Linked DNA regions of Homo sapiens: region 1 is linked to region 2. Evidence: chromatin loops called from intact Hi-C (ENCODE). Cell type or tissue: tibial artery. All regions are shown on one strand. Links, peaks and the distances in the headings refer to the core of each region. The heading gives the core; the rest is flanking DNA. Region 1 has its middle 250 kb from the start of LINC02852. Region 2 has its middle 340 kb from the start of LINC02852.

Evidence for each region. Hi-C counts contacts between places; a loop is a spot of excess contacts. Peaks named below come from ENCODE experiments on the same cell type or tissue, not always from the same donor. Only the 100,000 strongest peaks of a DNase experiment are listed, where the experiment ranks them.
Region 1: it touches region 2 in a loop (2.6-fold over the local background); 3 of 110 quality-filtered maps call a loop at or near these places.

Annotation. Positions count from the first base shown.
Region 1 is chr15:94,832,693-94,838,082 of GRCh38, forward strand. No RefSeq gene overlaps it. Among named protein-coding and RNA genes, the nearest start is that of LINC02852, 250 kb to the left of the region's middle. In tibial artery, for the core only: no CTCF peak of the experiment used is centred there; no DNase peak of the experiment used is centred there.
Region 2 is chr15:94,922,261-94,927,650 of GRCh38, forward strand. No RefSeq gene overlaps it. Among named protein-coding and RNA genes, the nearest start is that of LINC02852, 340 kb to the left of the region's middle. RefSeq lists a silencer at 2,799-3,010. In tibial artery, for the core only: no CTCF peak of the experiment used is centred there; no DNase peak of the experiment used is centred there; H3K27ac peaks cover 3,998 bases.

The DNA.
Region 1 (5,390 bases), core at 165-5,164, 90 kb before region 2:
TCTGGGTTGAATACGTCGGTGATTACCAACTTTCTAAGAGATATTTTTTCGCCATAGCTAGTACTAATTTCTTGCTGACAGAGTATATCCACAGAATCCACCTGCACATTTACAAGAGATTTTCCTCTCCAGATCAGGCTTCTGGCAAAGTGGGAAAGTATCCTGTTATAAAACTTCTTTTGCTTCTCTTAGATAATGACTGTGAACAAAAGTCAAGAGAAAGAATCTCCAACATGGAATTTTAGAGTACTGTAAATCAGATGGACTTACCTATGGACAAATGTCCACAGAGGTTAGTTAATTAGAGCTAAGATCACTCTCTGGTTATTTGAAGGAAGCCATTGGTCTATAAGCAGAACTCAAATCTTTACATGTTACTTATACTGATAATTGAATTCTGCTCTGACCTGCCCTACCTGGCCAACTGTATGAGAGGTGGAGCATCATAGTAGCTGCTTTGCAATATAATCTCACCATTCTGGGATTAGTCCAGAGCTGCCCAACCCAAATCACTTTGGGAGCTACATTCTAAATTTCTTCTGACATGAATACTTATTGCCTCATTTATGATGTGAGCTTAGCTTTCATCTTTGATGAAGTACTTTTTCTTTTGTTCCCTTCCTATGATAAAATCCTTACTTCTGGCTACGCTGTTTCAGGTAGCCTGGAGTAAATATTTACTCCTATGTCCTGGGCCCCAGTACCACCTACTTTGGTATAAGTCCTTGTGATCACTACTCCCATTGAATTCACATAGCCTTGTGATAGAGATCTGGGTACAAGCCTATGTGTAAAGGGTGTATTTTTTCCCTAAATGTTAGGTATACCATACAAATAGAATACAGATGAAATGTGTAAGTTAAATGCACAGGTGCAGATATACGTGCGAAAAATACTATTAAAAAATCACCCAAGTAACTATTATCTGGCTAAAGAAATAAGACATTGCTAATATCCCAGAAGCCTTCCCCAATACAGTCCCATTCCTCCCCAAGACATACCAATCCCTTGCCTAGTGTGACAGCTTCCTTCCTTTTCTTTACAGTTCAGGTCAGCAGTCAGTAAACCTTTTCTGAAAAGGACCAGATAGTAAATATTTTAGACTTTAAGGACTGCATATGGTTTCTGTCTCATTTTCTTTGTGTGTCTTTTTTTTCTCATTTTTTGAAAACAACTCTGTAGACCGTAGTTTGCTAATCTCTTGTTTAGACCCTCAAACAATAGTGGTTTTGTTTTCCTGCTTCTTTTCTTTGAAATTTATATAAATGGAATGAGAATTGGATTTTTTTCAACAGTCATCTGTATCTGCACTTCATTTATTTTCATTGCCGTATAGCATTCTATTGACGGAATTGACCAATAGTTCTCCATCTATTCTATAATGTGGTTTTGGGTTGTTTAAAAGGTTTTGCTTCTACAAAAATGTTACTAGGAACATTTTTATATGTACCCTGGGGCTCATGTGCAAATGTATCTGGGGTATATACTTTGGAGTAGAATTGCTGAGTCAACTGTTCGCTTTACCAAACACTATTTTCTGACAAAGTAGTAAAGTTTCTGCTCTCAGTATTGGAGTTCCCAATGTCCCACATCCTCAGCAGCACTTGGGATTGACAACAAATGGTTTTAATCTTTGTCAGTGTTTCTAATTTGCATTTTTCTAATTTTTAGTTGTGATTTTTATTTTTATTTTTCTGAATGCTAGTGATATCAAGCACAGTTTGGTCATTTGGATTTTCTGTTTTAGGATGTGGCTATTCGAAATCTTTTGTCATATTTTTCTTGGGCAGTGACAGGGCTCAGAACACACTATCCCAAAATATGGCACCTTGGCATACGGAATGTTTTAAGTTTAAGGAAACTGAGAAAACCCACAGAATCAGGAAGGTCTCTCTGACCTTCTCTCATCTTTTCTCCTGAAACAGGCCATAAAACCTTGCTGACCTTCCCCTGAAGTATGTCATAAAACTCATTCCAGAGGGTTTCTCTCTGTGCCCCAAGGAAAGGAATGTCCTTATCTCAGAAGACACAGAGACCCAGAGAAGAATCTGAACAAACAAGCCTTGCTAAATTCCCCCAGTTTATTACCATTAGCTCATACCCCCTTTGTCAAATCATATTTCTCCACAACTATCCACTTCTGCATCAAATACACAGATCTCTCTGCTTCTTTGGGTCTTCCTTTTCTTAGGAAGTTTCTCATATCAGGTACACTTATTAAATAAATTTATATGCATTTTTTTCTTGTTCTCTGTTGGTTTTATTTTCAGATCCAGCCAGGGACCCTAAGCAGGTTGACAGGTTGAGGAAGACCTTCCTTCTCTATATCAGTCTGTTGATATTGATTTGCAGAATTTTTAAATATATTCCAGTTAACAGACTTTCTGGATTTGTGTATTCAGGATAACTCCCGCCTGTTTGTGGCTTGTCTCCTCATTCTTCATGTTATCTTTGAGTAGATGTTATCAATTGTAATTCGGTGGAATTTATTAAAACTTCCCTACATGATTACTTATTTCTGATTCTTATTTTAAAATTGAGGACGGATGAGTTTTGAAAGCAGCTATAGCCAAAAAGTTTGGTTAGAAGACCCATGGAAAAGGGGCAGGGAAACCACCTTCTCTGTGTTTTGATCCCGTGTCGTTGTGGCCACAGGCTCACCTCTGGCTCACCATCTCAACAGGCACGCCAGCAAAGGCTTGCTGATACAAGACGGCAGCATCATCACGCTCTTCAGCTAATGCCACTCTGAGTGTGTTGTGCTTCCCGTCCATCCCTCCTTCTTAAAGCTCTCTCACAGTGGTCTGCTAGTCCTTCACTAACCTTCACATCATGCGTCAAAGATCTTCATTGGGAGTCTTAAGACTGTCTGACAGTTTTCATCTTCTTTTTCCTTAGTTTCTCAATCCAGTGAACCTGTTTACTCTCTCTCAAGTTGACATTGTTGATCAATGCAGCTCTCCTCTTTCTTGGCTTCTAGTATGCCTGATTTTTCGCCTATGTTCCTTTTTTAAAAATATTTATTTATTTTGAGATGGAGTCTCGCCCTGTCACCCAGGCTGGAGTGCAGTGGCACCATCTCGGCTCACTGCAACTTCCGCTTCTGGGTTCAAGCCATTCTCCTGCCTCAGCCTCCCTAGTAGCTGGGACTACAGTCACCTGCCACCACGCCCAGATAATTTATTTTTAGTAGAGACAGGGTTTCACCATATTGGTCAGGCTGGTCTCGAATTCCTGACTGCGTGTTCTGCCCGCCTCAGCCTCCCAAAGTGCTAGGATTACAGGTGTGAGCCACCACGCCCAGCCTTTCCTATGTTCTTCTTAGTGTTTCCTCCCCTCCTTATTTGCCAATCTTAAAATCAGTAGTTCTTTACCTTTTAGGGATTCCCGAACTTCTTTAAAAAGCTTTTCTTTTCCTCAGAAAAATTGATATATGTAAATAAATACTATTTTCCATAACATTTCAGAGGGTACGCTTCCTTGACTTCATTTGATCCTCACAACTGTCTTGTGAGAAAAATAGACAAGGTTAATCTTTGATATTATACCCATTTCATAGGTGGAATCAAGGTACAGGGAGTTTAAATGATACAATGACGAGACGGCAAACAGTATGGAATGAGGTAGACCAAGCTCAGTCAATAATCGAATGTTGTGATTGTGACTAATTACGAAAGTGTGCAACAAATTAGTTGATAAAGTCTTTGCAGTGATGGTGGCAATTAAAATAATTTTAGGCCAAGCATGGTGGCTCACGCCTGTAATCCCAGCACTTTGGGAGGCTGAGGCAGGGGGGGTCACCTGAGGTCAGGAGTTTTGAGACCAGCCTGGCCAACATGGTGAAAACCCATCTCTACTAAAAATACAAAAATTTGCTGGGCTTGGTGGCAGCCGCCTGTAATCCCAGCTACTCGAGAGTCTGAGGCAGGAGCATCGCTTCAATCTGGGAGGTAAATGTTGCAGTGAGCCGAGATAACACCACTGCACGCCAGTCTGGGCAACAGAGCAAGACTCCTTCTCAAAAAATAATAACTTTAATTTTAATTGCCCTCAAGACAAATGAATGTGATTCCTGGGGCAAAAGATCAACCTTCACACCATATTGGTCTTTTCATCACATTACGTTTGGTCATTTTGAATTTTTTTCTGAAAATTTTTGCATATTATCTTAAGATTCCTTTACTTATAGAACCAACCTATCTCATGCCTGTTCAAATATTATATTTCTTAGGTTAATCAAAATAGCATATTTTAGGAGAAAATATTTTAGTCAGATGCAGAAAGATTCAGATTGTCTTTCACTCCGTCACTCATTCCCTCATTCATTTACTGTTATAGCAATTTGTTTACTTGAATTATTTTTATATATGATATTATTATTAATTAACTAGCATTAAAATACTGTAGGCTGGGCACAGTGACTCACGCCCATAATCCCAGTGTGTCCAGAGTTTGTTCCTTCTGGCTGGTTCGTGGTCTCGCTGACTTCAGGAATGAAACCTCAGACCTACATGGGGAGTGTTACAGCTCTTAAAGGTGGTGCGGACCCAAAGGTGAGCAGCAGCAGGATTTATTGTGAAGAGCAAAAGAACAAAGCTTCCACAGCTTAGAACCAGACCTGACCCAGTTGCTGCTGCTGGCTGGGGTGGCCAGCTTTTATTCTCTTATTTGTCCCAGCCCATGTCCTGCTGATTGGTCCATTTTACAGAGTGCTGATTGGCACATTTTACAGAGCACTGATTGGTCCATTTTACAGGGTGCTGATTGGTCCATTTTACAAACCTCTAGCTAGTCACAGAGCGCTGATTGGTGTGTTTTTACAGAGTGCTGATTGGCACACTTTACAAACCTCTAGCTAGCCACAGAGCATTGATTGGCACGTTTTACAATCCTAGCTACAGAGCGCCGATTGGTGAATTTTACGATCCTCTTGTAAGACAAAAAAGTTCTCCAAGTCCCCACCCGACCCAGAAGTCCAGCTGGCTTCACCTCTCACCAGCACTTTGAAAGGCCAAGAAGAAAGGATTGCTCGAGGCCAGGATTTCGAGACCAACCTGGGCAACATAGCTAGACCCCTGGCTCTACAAAAGATTAAAAAATAAAAGTAAGCCAGATGTGGTGGCTTGCACTTGTAGTCCCAGCTACTCAGGAGGCTGCTGCAGGAGGACTGCTTAAGCCTGGGAAGTTGAGAATGCAGGAGCCATGATCACACTATTGCACTCCAGCCTGGGCAACAGAGTGAAACCCTGTCTCTAAGAAAATAAAATCAAAGCTGTGGAAAAAAAAAAAAAAAGAAAACTTCTCAAGGTTAAATGTATATAGACAAAGTGAAAGAACATTTAAACAAGGACCTTAATATAATAAATTTCACTGGGATCATAAAATCTTGA
Region 2 (5,390 bases), core at 99-5,098:
GCTTATCTTTCATAAGCCACTGGCTACGAGCCATTCCTGAAAATAGGCGTTTTTCTGGGATGTCCAGTGTTCGAGCAACCCAGGCCTCCTGAGTTAACCCTTTCCTGTCTAACAGGTGTTACTCAAAATTAAGTTCCCTTGGACAAATACTCAGGACGCACTGAAATAAAAACATTAAACAGCTTTCTCCTTTGCTCTTAACACACCAATAGCTGTATGACACTTCAAGTGTGTGAGTGTAAATGTTTATCTTCACTTAATGGATTTCAAAATCTTTCCCCCCGGAGATCTAATTTTGGGAAATGTTGCTCTAAATGAAATTTCATCCTTGAGCAAAGTATGTCTGTTCAATCAAAGAAAATGTTAGTTAAAAGGGCAAATGGAAAAACAACCTGAAGCATATGAGTTACTGGTAAAGGAGCCATAGTTCGGTATTTGACATGAAGAATTGTGATCGTCTCTTAGTATCTGGTGTCTTCATTGTGTTTTAATTGATAACTTTCTACCCAGTGTTTCACAAATCTTTATCTTCGGTGTTTTGATCAAAATCTATGTATTTTCTTAACCTTATCACTTTGGTCATGAAAAACCCAGATATTCTGGTTTCTATCATGTTTATTGGAATAACTCTCAGTTGTTAATAAGGAAAAAGTATTCAACTATCAAAAGTATAGCAAAATGTCCTTAAGACATCAGTTGATGTTAACTGACTTATAAATAAAAATGACCTCCTTGTTTCTGAAAAATGTTTCCCATATGATAACTCACAGATTATATTTGAAATTGCCCATATACCTGCTAGAATTGACTGAACTTACTACTGGGCAATTAAAATTCTTTTTATTGTAGTTGTTACTATTACTCTTATTCTGTGAATTTGCAGCAGAGTTACAAATGAGAAAAAAGGGTAATGTAAAAAGCAATTGGAAATTAGCAGGCAGTCATTTGAAAATTTGGTTTAAAAAAATCTTATGGTCTCATTAATGCAACGTGGTAAAAACACTCTCTCAAGCATTTTGTTTCAAATACAATCGTGAAATGAACACATGGATTTTGCAGAGACAAAAGGAAAGTGAAATCAAGCCAACTTTTTCACAGGAAGATGTCTTAGGGTCCAAGCATTATGAATCATTTATTTAGTTCTGAAATCTAATAAAACATCTTTATTAAAATGAAAGCATGTTTCACTACCAGAGATATTTTTGATCTGATAGCAAACAAGTTTTCTTTTATTTATTTAGCATATGCATCACATATGCTTTTGAAGTAAACATCAACGCATAACAAATAAATACTATACAACCAGACATATTTAATATGTACTGTGTTGTGCATGAGATGACAACATTTTAAACACACGGGAAGTGTATTGTAGTATTTTAGTATGAAATATATCTTAAGCTCTGTCTTACAGTATGTGTATCTTGTCCCATAAATGGTATTGATGAAGGTAAGTGCAGAAATATTTTTTAATGGGGAATTCATAGAATCATTGAATTTTCACACTTTTCATTTTGCAGAGTAGATTTGATGGTACTTCCTTGTTATAGGTAGCATGATATGTTTAATTAATGGATAAATCTTGATCCTCAGCAATCTCAGAGTCAGATATAAATGTCATCAGCAAAGACAAAAATCTATAGTGCAGACCAGTTATTAGGGTAAAACAAGATGTAATAGAAGTTTATGCATACAAATGAGCAAGGCATCCTATGAAGAAAAGCTGAAAGATGTATATTTCCCATACTAGACAAAATGGTTCAATAATGATCCTCAGACTGATCAAGACTCTCTGGGACCTTTGGCAGCTTATTCGGTTCCTCAAATATTTGAAGAAGCTCAAAAATTAGATCTTCTTTATCTTCAGAGTCCAGCTTGCCATAAGATTTAACCTCAAATTAAGTGTACTGAAGACCGAAGGGACCCATGAGGCTTTCTGCAAATAGCAACCAATGAGGACCTTGGGATTTCATCAGACAATGGTATGTGTGGAGGGCTCAAGCCAACGCTGGCAAGCAGGCAGTCTTTGGGCTGAAGTCAGTCTCTAACCAGCTTTATTTTTCTTTGGCCTGTATGATATCAATTTGAAAAATAAGAATATTTCCTATAAATATAATTTTAGCTTTTCTTGAAGAGATCAGTACCTTTGGCAGCAGTGGGCATAACAACATTGGTTCCTATTTGTGGAAGACCTCATGGGTCAATGTATGGAACTATCCTAATTGCATATGCTATCTGTCGAGTAATATACATAACTATGTGTGTATGTGAAGTACTTGTAGAGCATGCACACATACACAAACAATTTTGGGAAAATCGTAATTTCTGTTTTTTCATCATCCATATGGTATTATATAATTTTTTCAGCCCAAACTTTATTGACTGTAGTGGACAAAGTTTGTGTACTACATAAAGAACTTTTCACTGAAATCATAACCTATGGGTTGTTTGATGTGTGGCAAATTTCTACTCTTCTTGCATTTATAAAAGTTCTAATTTCTGACAGTACAGGGCCTTACGGCTACATAATTGGCCTCAAACTTTGACCCTTTCAGGATTTACAAGCTCCCTTTAGATTCTATAAGCTTATTGGATGAAGAGAATGCACCTAGAATATTTCTTGACATATGCTTTCATGATTATTTTTTTCCCTGGGAATTTTTGGTAGCTTGGATACTCTCATTCACTTGACCTAAATGCTGTAGTAATAAGGAGGAAGATTCCAAAAACTTTAGAATTATTTGTTCTTACTCCACTGGGAGGCTTCGTGGAACATTTCAGATATCTTAGTGCCATATTTTAATTTAATTTTTTTTTTTTTTTTTTGAGACAGAGTGTCATTCTGTCACCCAGGCTAGAGTGCAGCGGCCCAATCTTGGCTCACTGCAACTTCCGCCTCCCAGGTTCAAGGAATTCTCCTGCCTCAGATCCCTGAGTAGCTGGGACTACAGGCGTACACCACTATACTCGGCTAATTTTCTGTATTTGTAGTAGAGACAGGGTTTCACCATGTTGGCCAGGCTGGTCTCAAACTCCTGACCTTAAGAGATCCGCCTGCGTTGGCCTTCCAAAGTGCTGAGATTACAGATGTGAGTCACCATGCCCGGCCCTTAGTGCCATATTTTCAAATTCCTCTAAAATTCCTCAAAGATAAACTTTAATAAGGATTGGCACATTACACACTGGTTGGCACCATCCCAGCACTCCTATTTCTTGGTAAGTTTTTTCTACCCTTTTCTGTGAACTCCCGGAAGACCAGTTGGAGTTTGTCTCCTGTCTGAGTTAGGCTTTAAGCTTTTGCCAGCTTCAAGTTGTACAAACACACAAAAAGGAGATTATTTTCATGCATCCTAAGTTTTTTAGATGCCTTTTTGCTTGCAAAAGCTGGGGGGTTTTATAATGCCCCCAACTCCAGCATTAGGCAGAGAAACTTAGTGGCATGTTGAGTAAAATGCAATGCTGTGTTAACGGTTTTGAAAGAAATCAGGAAAGTTAATCATGTGTGGACACAGGGTTAAGAAGCAATGTAACAGACTATTAAGCTTAATATAGATATGTGATATAAGCATATGCAGACAGCCATTAGCATAAATTCATGTTACAGAAGAGCAGCACGGCATGCCACTTGGCGGATTTATAATGTATGTGAGAGGCAAGATGAAGATCAATAGGAGAAGGAAGTGGGTCAGAGAATCCATATACAGGTCCTGGATCAGGATGATAAAACCACTGCAAATTATTACTACATTATTTTTGAATGGTGTTATTGCCTGAGACTCTATTACATAGACATGTCAAGTGAAGGGACTGAAGACAGGGAAGTCTGCCATAGTTTCCAGCAGGTTCGGCATGAGAAATGTCCACCTCTGTTAGCTGGAGCTGGCTTTCTTTAATGCTGACAATCATTATGTTAATGATGAATCATGTTCAGAGACAGGAATATATAATATTTAGTTATGTTTTGGGGGAAACGTGCATACCTCAATAATTCTAGAGACAATTATATCTCAATAATTCTAATTCATGACAGTCATGACATAAAAATTTGAAATGGCCATCAAGCAAACATTCCAAATGCCATATTTGTAAGTAAATTATTCTGGGGGCTCTGCCTTTCAACTAAAAGAAGCAAATACATATATATTTTTCTCTGTCAGTTTCAATAAAAGCCCACTTATAAGATTTTCTGAGTTATTTGTAGGGACTTCTTTTTTTGGTAGGTGTTTTGATTTTCTAGTTTACACGGCCAAATGAATAATTTTGGCAAGAAAAGAAGGTGGTTTTTATAAATCTGGAAAATAAAAATACTTTCAGAAACAGAAGAAAGCAGTTATCATCCATGATCATGGTAGAAAATTTTACTTCAATTGGGTCTCAATCTATTTTAACCAATGCCCTTTTCTGTTTTCCCTAAGTTTTTAAAATTGAAAGTCTTTTGAGAAAAATTTTAGTTCAAACTTTCTAAGACCCAGACAATAAGAACACAATGCTTGCAAAATTTTAAAAACCATCAATTTGCTCTTTGTTTTTTCCAAGGAGGAAACAAAACTAGCAGTAGGTTCGGTGAGTGTGTCCTCTCTTCCTCTCTTATTTCCCTTTCCTTCCTTCCTTTCTTTCTTCCTTCCTTCTTTCTGTTTCTTTCGCTCTCTCTCTCTTTACTTTCTGAAACCAAACATCTCCAGAGCCTACTGGAGATGATCACTATTCTTTTTTTTTTTTTTTCTTTCAGAGAAGCGCCAAGGACATTAATATGTCCCAACTCTTTTCTCTCTTCTGACCAACTGCTATTAATATTTCACATTCTACAATCTGAACTCTGTCCCTTTAGCCTAAAGTTAGTATCTCTGTAAAATATCTATTTCCTTGAAAAGATCGTCACTCAAAGTTCTGATCAGGCTGGGTGTGGTGGCTTATGCCTGTAATCCCAGCACTCCGTGAGGCTGATGCAAGAGAATTGCATGAGCCCAGGAATTAGAGACCAGTCTGGGTAACATAGGGAGACCACATCTCTATCAAAATATTTAAAAATTAGCCAGATGTGGTAGTATGTGCCTGTAGTCCCAGTTACTTGGGTGGCTGAAGTGGGAGGATTGCTTGAACCTAGCAGGTCGAGGCTGCAGTGAGCCATGACTATATCACTGCACTTGAGGCTGGATGACAGAGTGAAACTTTATTTCAAAAAAAATTTTTTTAATTAAAAAATAATAGAAGTTCTCTTCAATATTTCATTTCTTAGGTTGAGGTGGGGCTATGAAAGAAGTGTAACAGGACTGGAGGGCCAGTGCGGCCACAGCAAGCATATGAGAGAGAGAAAGTCAATGAGAATCCATAGAGCAAGAAGAGAAAAGTATTGCAAAGATTGAACACCTTGATTGCTTCCCCATTTATGC